2 separate regions of the Homo sapiens genome follow, and region 2 is linked to region 1. The links are chromatin contacts, found by Hi-C or POLR2A ChIA-PET in ENCODE. All regions are on one chromosome and are shown on one strand. Each heading gives the region's core, a stretch centred on a gene start or an enhancer-like site at or near the end of the contact. The rest is flanking DNA. Distances are from core to core; before and after follow the strand shown. Region 1 has its middle 60 kb from the start of MIR4679-2. Region 2 has its middle 43 kb from the start of CH25H.

What was found. Hi-C counts contacts between places; a loop is a spot of excess contacts on that map. ChIA-PET counts read pairs that join two places held with the same protein, here RNA polymerase II (POLR2A). Pooled maps may share reads with other maps.
Region 2: a map with no recorded cell type shows a loop between it and region 1 (1.9-fold over the local background). The contact joins two enhancer-like sites. A Hi-C loop is called at or near these places in 10 of 37 single-sample maps with no recorded cell type and 5 of 50 pooled maps. POLR2A ChIA-PET finds 5 or more read pairs at or near these places in 1 of 52 experiments (MCF 10A).

What each region holds. Positions count from the first base shown.
Region 1 is chr10:89,120,094-89,126,519 of GRCh38, reverse strand. No RefSeq gene overlaps it. Among named protein-coding and RNA genes, the nearest start is that of MIR4679-2, 60 kb to the right of the region's middle. Within about 2 kb of position 3,884, at least 2 of the 41 ENCODE cell types and tissues checked have a DNase peak (open chromatin) inside an H3K27ac peak, as active enhancers do.
Region 2 is chr10:89,161,482-89,167,907 of GRCh38, reverse strand. No RefSeq gene overlaps it. Among named protein-coding and RNA genes, the nearest start is that of CH25H, 43 kb to the left of the region's middle. RefSeq lists an enhancer at 4,280-4,329. Within about 2 kb of position 4,092, at least 9 of the 41 ENCODE cell types and tissues checked have a DNase peak (open chromatin) inside an H3K27ac peak, as active enhancers do.

The sequences.
Region 1 (6,426 bases), core at 2,635-5,134:
TATTGATATCTTTGTGTACATTAATGAATAAGATGAAAGTGAAAAAATAATGACATATGTTAGAACCTCACTCATTCACCAATTCTGTGTGTGGCTTTGTTGCTGAATTGGTTTTAGAATAATAGAGGAATATTTCCTAATTGTTGGTACTATTCACAATGTAAAAGCTATGATCCACTTTTAAGTTTAATCTGCATAGTTAATGTATCTCCATTGCTTTCTTAGGTATAGACCAAGTAAGGTCAAATTACAACCAAAACTACCCCATCATCCCAATCCACCTTGATTGTATAAAAAAGTTTTATTAGAACACAAGCATACCCATTTGTTTTTATATTGTCTCTGTTTTTAGTTGTAGCTACTTCCAAGCTACAACTACACAGTTGAGTAGTTGCAATAGAGATTGCCTATAAAGTCTAAAATATTTATTACCTGGATCTTTATAAAAAAATTTACTAATCCATGGTATAGACAATCAACAAAATGATAAATCACACTCCGTTCTGTAGTGCTTGCCAATTTACATATTGTAAATACTCCAAGGCCAATTTCAAGCTACCGACATGACATCACTGAACATGGAGTTGGGAAGAGATGCACAGTAGATCATGGTTATATATTTGCACCATATAGTTATGATCAGCATAAATAATCACAGGGACATAGATAATAGTAAAATATAGTAAAATAATCACAAAGTAATGAGTTTTAAAATATAATTAATTTTAAGCTTATACAATTTGCTTTTGTAGACTGGTTAGGTTTAACAACTGGTTTGCAAAATTCCTGATGATTTATAATCGGCTCTCAGGATCCGATATGCAGTGGCTCCAGCACACCATTGTAAATAGCACCCTTGTGCATGGGGAACTACTGGTGCAGAGGGGAGGGTTGCCTACTTTGTGGGTTTGTGTTACATTTGTCTGGCTAGTCATTAGAAAAGACTTCAAAGGGGGAAAATGGAGGAAAGTAAGAAGGAAAGAATGGAGAATCCTTAAAGAATGAGTAGGAGTTAGACTGAATAAATGTTCATTTCTATGAACATTTATTGAGAACCTATAGGCATTGGCTTAGAGCTAGAGATACAAAGATGAGTAAGACACAAGCTTTGTTCTTAGAGTTCACAACTAATGGAAGAGGTATTCATTCGTTCATTCACTGATTTGATTAATCAATTAATAATTTATTGCTGCCCTACTTTGAGCTTCATGCCATGGATTTAATAGTAAAAAAGATATCGCACAAAAATACTTATGATGCAAAGTATTAAATGCTACAATAGAAATGCGTTTTCAAAATGTTATAAGAACATAGAGAAGGAAGGGATTAATTGTCTGGAAGGATTAAGAGCTTTTGTACAACCCTTTAGGTTACATTCCATATTTGCCTATCACTTTCTCCTTCCAAACTAATTGTCTCATTGTCTTTGAAAAGGCTATGGGCTTCCCATCTTTCTTGCCTTTTACTCTTCTGTGATCTGGTTGCTCTTACCCCATCTGCCTTCCAAATTTGAACCACTCCTTAAGACTCAGTTAAAATCTGACCTTCTTTTTTTTTTTTTTTTGAGACGGAGTCTCACTCTGTCGCCCAGCCTGGAGTGCAGTGGTGAGATCTCAGCTCACTGCAAGCTCCGCCTCCCGGGTTCACGCCATTCTCCTGCCTCATCCTCCCTAGTAGCTGGGGCTACAGGCGCCTGCCACCACGCCCAGCTAATTTTTTTGTATTTGTAGTAGAGATGGGGTTTCACCATCTTAGCCAGGATGGCCTCGCTCTCATCCGTCTCGGCCTCCCAAAGTGCTGGGATTACAGGTGTGAGCCACCGTGCCCGGCCAAAATCTGACCTTCTTCCTGAAACTTTCACTGACCTTCCCCAGGCCACAGCTCTATGTGCCCCCTCTGAGCTCCAGCAGCATTTGCCGACAATAAAGGTCTCTTAAGTATTTTTTTAATCATCAACTGTGTGTATCAGTGTTAAGATGGGGTGAACATACCATAAACACCACTGACATCTGAGTCAATAGATATCAGAATTCCAGGGCCCTGTTACATATGAGTGACAGAAAAAAAAAAGATTTGTAAATTTTTGCAATGTTATGAACTCTCTCCATGTTAGTGAATATAAGCATTTGGCAGAATATGAACCAAAAACGTGAGGATTTACAAAAGAGTCTGAGGCCAGGAGAAATCTGTATGGTATGGTAGGAATAAGATGGGTTTTAGCTACGAGGGGAACTGCTTAAATTCCTGTCCTTTCTTTTCTTAGCTGTATGTCCTAGGATGAGTTATTTAACTTTTTGGAGGCTTTTTTCCTTTACCTGGAAGTGAGAGGTAATACAACTACCTCACATGACCATTGTGAGGATTACTAGAAACATGAGGAAATTGATTGACTGATGCTCATTTTTCTGTCCTTTGTGTCTGGCACTAATATGTAATATGTATCTGTTAAAAGAATGATTGAGTTAGCTCTCAGCTATTACTATGAAATAAGTTAGAAACATCATTACACCGGACACAGTGGCTCACGCCTGTAATCCCAGCACTTTGAGAGGCCAAGGTGGGAGGATCACCTGAGGCCAGGAGTTCGAGACCAGCCTGGCCAACATGGTGAAACCTCGCATCTACTAAAAATGCAAGAATTAGCCGGGCATGGTGGCATGTACCTGTAATCCCAGCTACACGGGAGGCTGAGGCAGGAGAATTGCTTGAACCTGGGAGGCAGAGGTTGCAGTGAGCTGAGATTGCGCCATTGCACTCCAGCCTGGGCAACAGAGAAATACTCCATCTCAAAAAAAAAAAAAAAAAAGAAAAGAAACGTCATTACTTCTCCTTGCAATGGAGTAGACACATGGACATTTCCTCCGTTCATGTGACCAAAATAACAACTTATATTTGTAACTGATGAAGGAAATAAAACTAATGTTAAAAGAAGAAGTGAAATCTAGGACTCAGTGGATTTGTTAACATGATCTGGTTCCTTCCTACGGTCACTCATTTTAGATATGACTGTACCATTTCCTAAAGTCTCAGAGTACTGTAATTTTCCATCTGCTGGGGGTTCTGTCCTTTCCAAGTTGTCTGTGCTTGCAGAATTCTCAAGTTGTAGGCCAGTCTGAATTCCCTGTGGTGAGGAATGGAGAGAAAGGTGTATTTTTTAGGCACACAGTACTCTCTTCTATGTAGGTGGTTTCTGGAATTTTTATGTGCATTGGAAACACAGGGGGACGAAAGCAGTCATTATAAAGATTAAGACCTGTTATACATTCCACTTTAGTATCTTTGCATCAGTGACAACTTTAAAGAGCTGACATCTATTTACTGATTCAGGGCTAGGATTAGGTCACTAGATCATATGCGGCAGGCAGAATAATGGTCCCCCAAAAGCGTCCACATCCTAATCCCCAGAACCTATGAATAGGTTACCTTTCATGGCAGTCGTGATTAAGTTAAGGATCTTAACATAGGGAGAGTATCCTAGATTATATAGGTGGGCCTAGTATAATCCCAAAGATCTTCAAAAGGTGGGAGAAGCAAGACAGTCAGAAGAGAAGTCAGGATGGAAGCAGAAGCTGGAGTGATGTCATTACTGGCTTTGAAGCTGGAGGAAGGGGCAACAAGGCAACAGATGTACGTAGCCTCCAGAAACTGGAAAGGGAAGTAAACAGATTACTTCATAGAGCCTGCAGAAAGAGTACAGTCCTGCCTGTACATTGGCTTTAGGCCGGTGAGACTCATTTTAGATTTCTAACATCCAGAACTGTACAATAATAAATTTGTGTTGCTTTTAAGCCACTAAATTTGTGATGATTTGTTATACAGCCACTGGAAACTAATACACCATAGCTTCCTCCTAGCCGGTAAATTACAATGACTCATTGTTGCCCGGCCTAACAAGGCCCACCCCTCTGCTTTATTGTTCAGGGCCTTCATCATCTGAACCTCTGCTGAGGCTGAGCACTGTCTAAGGCTGAGCACTTTTCATTTCTTCTAGACACATTGGTGCTGTTACTGTTCCTCTAAAACTCCCAGAACATAGCACATACATATATATACACACTCTATTCCAGAACAACTGATTTCCACCTCTTCACATGTCCAAATTCTACCAGTTCTTCCAGCCTCATATCTGTTCCAAAAGTCTTCTCCATTTCATCCTAATTGATCTCTCTTATTATTTAACATTTATGACCCCTTCTATGGAGTTTGATACTTGATAACAGAGTGTATGTGAGAGGGATAGGACACATGTCTTATTTTTCCCCTTATTTTTCTTTCTTTGCTAAGAGCTAGATACATAATCAAACTCAAAAACCACTTGTTGTCTCAATCATTCTTCTGAATGTGGTGAGGTGCCAAGCTTTGGTCATGGGTTCCTTTGCTGAGCCCCAGATCCTATTAAAACTTCAGGTACCATCAGATCACAAAGTTAAATATTACAGTTTTTAAAGAATTTTGATTTTATTAAATACTTCTGAATGGCTGCCTGCTCTGCAAGTTTCTGGCTGGTGATAGACCCCATACCCAACATGGCCATGAAATTGCTTGATTGCATGGGAAGTCCAGAATTATGCACCAATTCTGAACAGTCTGCATCAAAAATATTTGTTCTGTTTTCTGTCTAAATTGATTACATCACCCTTCCTAACTTCTTAAAATTCACTAAATTCACTAATCCTAGTCTGGTTTAGCATTGACTTGCAAAATAGCAATAACTGGCTTTGTCTTTGTAAGTAGCACTTTCATCATTTGTAATGATATTGTCTATATCCTTGCCCATCTACTTCTCTCTCTCATTCTCTCTTGCGCACTCATGAAAGTAAAGTGTCATGTTTTGTGTCCTTTGGTTATATGTCACCAGTACTTTCTTTGAACTACAATGTATGCAGGTGTGAGGCATGAACCTAATATTTTACTGCTGATAGATGAATCTTCATATAAGTGCTATTTTTCAACAAAGCAAAACAAAATGTAGTGGAGGCAACAACAACACTGTCTCCCTGCTGACTACCCCCAAATTATTACAGGAACCACTTCCCCCATGTGACTTACTGAGCCTTTTTGCTCAACTTCGGCTATTGCCATTGGGATCCTGCTGCATCTTAAAAGGGAAGTGACTACTCTTTATGATGGACAAGATTCTCCTTCTCTAGCCTGATTAGATTCCCCATCCAGCATGTATTCTTATATACATAAGAAGCCAGATTTTTCCTCATAAATACTTAAATAAATATATAAAACTATAGTGAAGATTCCACTTTGTGCTGAGACTCAAGTGGCTTTTGCTGATTTCTGCATCAAAGCCCCAAGAGAACGCAAGCTGACCTAGAACCAAAGTCTTTCAAAAGTTGAGGACACAAGAATGCAGCATTCCTAAGGAAGATATTTCTAAAGACTGGGGAAATTCCAGTATTTAAACATTGTAGCACAGTTAATTATCCGTGTTGGAATGTGGAAGAAACCCACGAAATAGCCCTCCTGTTTTCTGACTGATTCTTACTCCAATCCATTCTCAGTATCACTGTGACAGTCATTTTTCTAAAATCCTTATCAGGTACAGCCAGTCCTTTGTTTTCAGTCTTCACTGAAGCCCATCCCCATACCTTGTTGAAGAATCTGGACCCTTCCTGCTTCTCCAGACTCAGGTCCTGTCACTCTCACCTCACCTGCCACAACCCAGCGATGTCCAGCTTCCTAGAGGTGCCCCAAAACACTGTGCTATTTCATGCCTCCATCCCATTGTTCACGGTTTGTCCTTCACAAGAAAGTCCCACTTCTGTGTCCATTTCACAAATGTCACTTCCTAGTCTTTGTTCAAAACCCAAATGTTCATCTCTGTATTATTTTTAATATGTAAAAACTGGGAATCTTATGGATTTCCACTACCATAGAATGAATAAATTGTTGTATATTCACACAATAGGATATTATATAACAATGAAATAGAGCAGAATGCAACTACACACAACAACATAGGTAACACTCACAAATAATTGAGCACAACAAGCCAGACACAAAAGAATACATGCTACTTAATTCACTTCATATCAAGTTCAACAATCATACAAAATTCATCTGTGGTATTAGAAGACAGGATAGTGGTGTCCCTTGAGGAGAATAATGGCTGGAGGAGGCAATATGGGGAACTCTGGGATGCTGGTAGTGTTTTCTTTTTTGATCTGGGTGCTAATTATATATGTGTGCTCACTTTCTGAAAATTTATTGAGATGTATTATGATTTTTTAACCTTTATGAATTATGTTTTAACAAAAAGTTGAAAGAAAACCCAAAGCCAACTCAAGCACTATTTTTGCAAGATAAAGGGAATTATTTACTTCTAGCTATCTCTGTATTGTGTGCATTTTTTCTTTGTAGTTGCTTTGGTCACACTGAATTGAAATGTACAGGGCTACATTTTTGTTGGATATT
Region 2 (6,426 bases), core at 2,843-5,342, 41 kb before region 1:
TTGGAAAGTCAATTAGGTACATACTATTTCTAGATAAAGAAATCCTCAGCAAAAGCTACAGTGCCACAGAATGATGGAGCTAGGCTGTAAGCCAGGACTTTGAATTACAAAGTTTATTTTTCTTTGCATGGTAAGATGCTACTTTCTTGAAATTAAGAATTGTCTTCCCAATCAGATCCATTGTGTGGCCCTAGTCTGCAAACCCCTTTTAATGGTTCCACATTCTTCATCTATCCAATGCATACCCAGCAGTAATTTTCCATTATTTTCATTTTACTATTTTTATTACACAAAATAAAGGGAGAATGCTTACTTTCTTGGAGGGATTGTATCAGAATCCCAGGGAAAGCAAGCCCCTAGTGTTAATCCCTGGTGAATCCAGTTCATTGTCAATATTCAGTCCCTAATACTGGAATTAAAAGATGTTTAAGTAGAGTGCATGGCTACATTTCTTGAAAGCTCTGTGAGGCAGGAGAGTGAAATCTGGCTTCTTATGCCTGACTCTGGCGGGTCATCAGTGCCTGGGAAACCTTAACCAGATTTAACCACTTTTGGGGGTCTTGGTTATTGTGAGGATGTTGCCAAGGAGGTAACCGGCTGCTTGTGAAGAAATCTTACAGCACAAAACTGGATCACAAGCTCCATGAGAATAGGATCTTTGTCTTGTTCTTTATTCTCAGAACCTGGCATGATGCTGGATATACAGAGCTCAATATTTTTCAAATAAAAGTGGATTCAGCATTGTGTAGCATCCAGTACACAGTCCAGACTCTGGACTCAAACTGCAAACCCAGATTACCAGCTTTACTGGAAACTCCCATGAGTTAATTAGTTTATCAAAAAAAAATTAACAAGGAAGAACTTCCTTTATCCACGATGCCCAGTTCTTAGTATTTCAGCACCTAAGAAGCTGAAAGCTGGACTAGGTGCCAAGTGGTGGTACCTCCGCCATGTTGGTTCTAGTAAGCCATCTTCACCTCATCTTTGCTTCTCCAAACTGCATTTCTCTAAGTTCTCAACCTCATCCATTGCTACATTCTTGGTTTACTTGAATTATTATTCCTCATTAATCTAGATAATCATTCCCACTGAGGTAGTGATGTTTACGGATTTAGAATATTTTCTTCCTTTTCATCCTAAAAGTCCATTCTCAAGTGGCAACCCTAATTTCCCTTATTTCTTAGTTCTTGGAGAGAATGGGACTGTTGTACTCATGTAACTCCAAAATTGCCCTGAAGGAACTATCAATTTTTTCATTTTCAGCATTAATCAGAGATCTTTTCTTAAACAATTTACTTCTTGGCTCTGTCACAGTGGTACTCTTTGGTCATCATTGTTATGATGGTATTCAGACATTTTTTCCCAGGATTTTTGTTTTTTTGTTTTGTTTTTGAGACAGAGTCTTGTTCTGTCACTCAGGCTGGAGTGCAGTGGCATGATCTTGGGTCACTGCAGCCTCTGCCACCCGGGTTCAAGTGATTCTTGTGCCTCAGCCTCCCCAGTAGCTGAGATTACAGATGTGCACCACCATGCCTGGCTAATTTTGTATTTTTAGTAGAGACAGGGTTTTGCCATGTTGGCCAGGCTGGTATCAAACTCCTGACCTCAGGAGATAATCCCAGTCTTGGCCTCCCAAAGTGCTGGGATTATAGGAGTGAGCCACCATGCCCGGCCTTTTCCCAGGAGTAAGTGTAGTTTCTGAGTGTCTTACTTTCAGGCTTATAAGAAAGCATTAATCAGGAAAGATGAGACTCGTGTAGGAGGATAGGGCAGGTTGCTTTGTCCTGTGAGTCATCTTGACCATGTTGTGTTAGAACAGCCTGAAGATATTTCGGGAAAATGAAAAAGACCTCTCCATCTATTTGAGTCATGCAGGCATGAAATTCATTTTACTTTCTTCAGAAATTTAAACTCAAGCGAAGGTGCTAAATTTCATATAGTTACACTTGGCTGAGATTTCATGCTACATACAAATTAGTGTAAACCATATCAAAAACATAATGTTCAGTATCAATCAATCTAGGTATGATGTTTACATTTACACACTTGAGTTGTTGAACCCAGGTGTGGGAACTTACACTTTCATTTTGCATTCTGTGAACTTTAGTCAAGCCTGTTCCTCCGGCTGACTAAAATCTTTTTGGAACCTAATGCTGCCATCGTTCATAGTCCTAAACTTAGCTTTTTGTCTCATACATTTTGATATTCAGTCTCTTTCTAACTGCATTTAAGTTATTGGAGGGAAAACGTAAACAGGATAACACGGAGGACAGATCCCTGCAATAGATCTCCCAAAATCCACTACCACCTTTAGAGTTGCTATTCCCATCAGATTTTTCCTTTTGAATTCCAAATGCCTGTGCGCAGAAATAAGGACAACAAAACCTCTTTTCAACCAGGAGGAAGAAAGGAAACAAGTATTTGTTGAGCAACTGCTACATATCAGGAGCTTTTGGGCTAGATGCTTTATGGTAATTATATGCTATCTCATTTAATTTAATCTTCATTACAATGCGAAGAGAATGCTATTATTGTGATAGATTTATAGGTAGGTAAACTGAGGCTACAGAAAATGCAATAATTTTCCAAAGGCCATTTCATGATAATTGAAGGAGCTAGGATTCAAACCTAGGTCACCAGGTGCCATGTTGGTCCTTTATGTCTCTTTAGCTCACTCAGCTTCTTTCCTTCAAACTTCATTGTCCCTCAGACCCTTCTGAGAGGGTTATCTGCTCCCTGACTCAGCAGGAGAGAGCAGCGAGATAAGGTTCAGGTAGCGTACGTACACTCACTCCAGTAAGACATCCCTAGTGGCCATATCAGGACTCCACACAGCTGCTACCATTCCCACTGCAGGACTTTGCATACCATTACCTGGAAGTGCTTGGGATCCTCCAAGTACTTCTATTGCTTCGCATTTTTTTCCATTTGGAGGATAAGCCTTATGTCTGTCATGATATTCTGTGAGGCAGAGTTTATTCCTACTTCTTTTCTTTGAAGCTGTTTTTACTCCTCCTCCTCCTCCTCATTCATCTCTTATTCTCAGCCTCCTCATCATTCCTCCTCCTTCTCCTCTTTCCTCCTCTTCTCCATTCAACTCCTCTTCCCTTCCTCTTCTTCCTTACCATCCTCTTTCTTCATTTCTTTTCACCTTCCTCTCCTTGCTCCAACTCTTTTCCCTTCAACTCTTCCTCCTCTTCCTTCTTGTTGTTCTATATCTTCTTTTATGTTCCCTTCATCTTTGGCTTTGATGGTCTTCAGTGGGATCATCACTATTTTGTGTAACATGGGACACTGTTTATTCATTAATTCAACAAATTCTTCCGAGGTGCTCATTACATACCAGGATTTGAGCTTGGTGCAAGGGTCATGACAGTGAATGAGGTCCCAGCACTGTCCTGGTAAATTTTTGACACTTGTGGAAAGAGAGACAAGTAAGCCATTGGTTAGGATGTTGTGCAATGCAGGCTATAACAGGTGGAAGAGAAGGTGCTACTTGAACACACACAATGACTCTTTAAGTCAGTTTTGGGGTGTAGGGGAAGTAGTGAAGGCTTCCTAGAGGATCTGATATTTAAAGTGAGACCTAAGCGCGCAGATGCTTCCTCTGTGGAGAGCTTTATACTTACTGTTAGTTCTAAAGACACAGCTTCCTTTTTCTAACACTCTTGTCTCAGCTTTGGTTACTTAGACGTTATAAGGTTCTTGATATCTTATTGTATTTCCTCTAACCCTGCTACAAATTCTTCATTTTTTCCAATGTGTTCAACTTTGAAGAAGCATCCCTCTGTTCACTCCACTTCTCCTTGAATACAGCATTGAGTTGCATTATTGCAAACAGAGCTGGTTCTGACTTTTCCTCCCACCCCCTAATACCACAAATTTAGTGGTAGAACCACAAGTAGAATTTCCAGTGAAGAACTCTCTACTAGATGACACTGAATCAAACCTAACAGTGCTATCAATTAAAATTCATGTACTCTGTTGCATAAACAGGCGATTACATAAGTTGTGTGCTGACGGAGCAGTGTTGAGACACGCTGTCTGGCAATTGGTCTCTCTCGTTTGGTTGCAAGTTTCAGTTTCCTGGCAAGTCTTGTTTCGCCGTCCATCTGGTACAAGTGAGCACAGCAAGACAGCCAGGGTGAGCAGAAAGCCCACAGATACAGGAAAAGGTACTTAGCTTGCAGGTGATGTCAGTTCTTTCAGACAACTAGTCACTTTTTCCTTTCTGAAACTAGATTACAACCTATTTGTCTTTGGAGAGTTGACTGCTAGTGACACTGAAATTTTGGCTTAATTTGCAGACTGGGATGATGAGCATCTATTTTAGCTTCTTAGGGACATGCATAGAGCTGCTTATCTTGCTTGGCACAGGACATAGTTCTACTTTACATAAAGGTAACCACTAAGATTGGCCTTACCAGGGAGGAGAATAGAAAGCTGCCTCTGAGAAGTGCCAAGCTGAGACCCACACTTACTACATTCTATCCAGGGCCAGTCCTGCCTCAGCCACCAGCACCAAGGTTACTACAGCCTGAGTTTAGGTCATGTAATTTCAGTCTCTTTGGCAGCTTCATTAACTCTGAGTTCAACTGCTTCATCTGTGAAATGAGAATAATAACATTTACCTTGCATGATTGTTTTAAAAATTAAATAATTTCAGGGCATACATTAGATGTGCAATAGATATTCCATTTATTATTCATGGAATGTTTATTGAGCATCTACTATGAGCCAGGCACTGTGTTAGGTATGGAGTCTTGCACTTAACGTGATTATAGGTAATCTCATGGAGGAGACAACAATTTTTTACAGATAATTATACTAAGAATGCAATCGTTACAATAAAAATTAAGAAAATAAGCAGAGGAAATTAGTTGCTGCCACCTCTTAACCTTAGGTTCACTGCTAAATTCAAAATAAATTAGAAGTTATAATCTCTAAATATATCATGAGCAAGTAACATCATACTTTGGCAGTTCATTTCTTTGCAGCAAATTGGAGCCATTACATAATGGGTTTTATGATATATACCAGAAAAGTTCAAAGAGGGGTCTGGTGGATGATCCTTTGTTTTGCTTACATCCAAACCAAACAAAGCAACTAGTTAACTCAGCAACAAATCAACCAACCAACAGACATAAAAGAATTAAGCAGTAAGATGTTGCTAACATTACAGAAAACAATTGCCTTGACCTTTATCACAGAATCAAATAAAAATGATGAGAATAACTGATATTTATTAAGTTCTTTTCATACCCCAACTCCATGCTAAGCACTTTCCTGTATGTTCCTATTTATGCTTCATAATTCTTCCAGATGTAGTTTAATATCCATATTTTATAGCTGAAAGAATTAGTTAGAGAACAACTTGCCAAAAGTCACATTGTATAAAAGAGGCAAAGCTGAGATTCAAGTAAAGATTGTTATAACTGAAAAACCTGGTGCCTTAACCAGTACACCATAAGCATTTATCTAAAAATAAAATTACTTATGAACCAACTTCAGGAAATATTAAATTCCCACATTATGAATAAATTCCAGATGGATAAAATATCTCAATATAAAATACAAAATCACATGAAAATATTAAAATAGAAGAGAAATATTTTTATACAAATATAGTGAGTGAAGAAGCCCTTTTAAGTATGGTATAAAGCCCAAAAATCATAAAAGAAAGTAATGACTGATAAGACTAATTAAAACGTTAACTTTATTTACTTCAACAAAGTTAACTTAAGTAAACTTAAGTTTACTTAAATAAACTTTATTCACTTCAATAAAGGTGAAATGATAACTGAGAAAAATGTGTAATCTAGATAACAGACAAAGGATTAATATCTATTACATATAAAAAACCTAAGCTAATGAAGAAAACAGTGAGCTAATAAGCTAATAAAGAAAACCAGTTAAAGTAATAATAAGAATATAACTATCATGGTAAAATCATTAACTTTACTGACAAATAACAAATTAGAACCATAAGGTTGTATTGCATGAGACAGAGAAAAATAGAAAAATGAACAACAGAGGACTGATTAAATAACTTATGGTGTTTCATATGATGGACTTTGCAGCCATTCAAAAAATAGGTTGACCTATGTGTTCTGATAAGAAGAATGTAATTTATGATACAATTAAAAAGCACCTTGCTGGCCGGGCACAGTGGCTCACGCCGGTAATCCCAGCACTTTGGGAGGCTGAGGCGGGCAGATCACGAGGTCAGGAGATGGAGCCGGGCGTGGTGGCGGGAGCCTGTAGTCCCAGCTACTCAGGAGGCTGTGGAGAATGGCGTGAACCCGGGAGGCGGCGCTTGCAGTGAGCCGAGATCATGCCACTGCACTCCAGCCTGGGCGACAGAGCGAGACTCCGTCTCAAAAAGAAAAAAAAAAAAAAAAAAGCACCTTGCTGAGCAGTTTTATT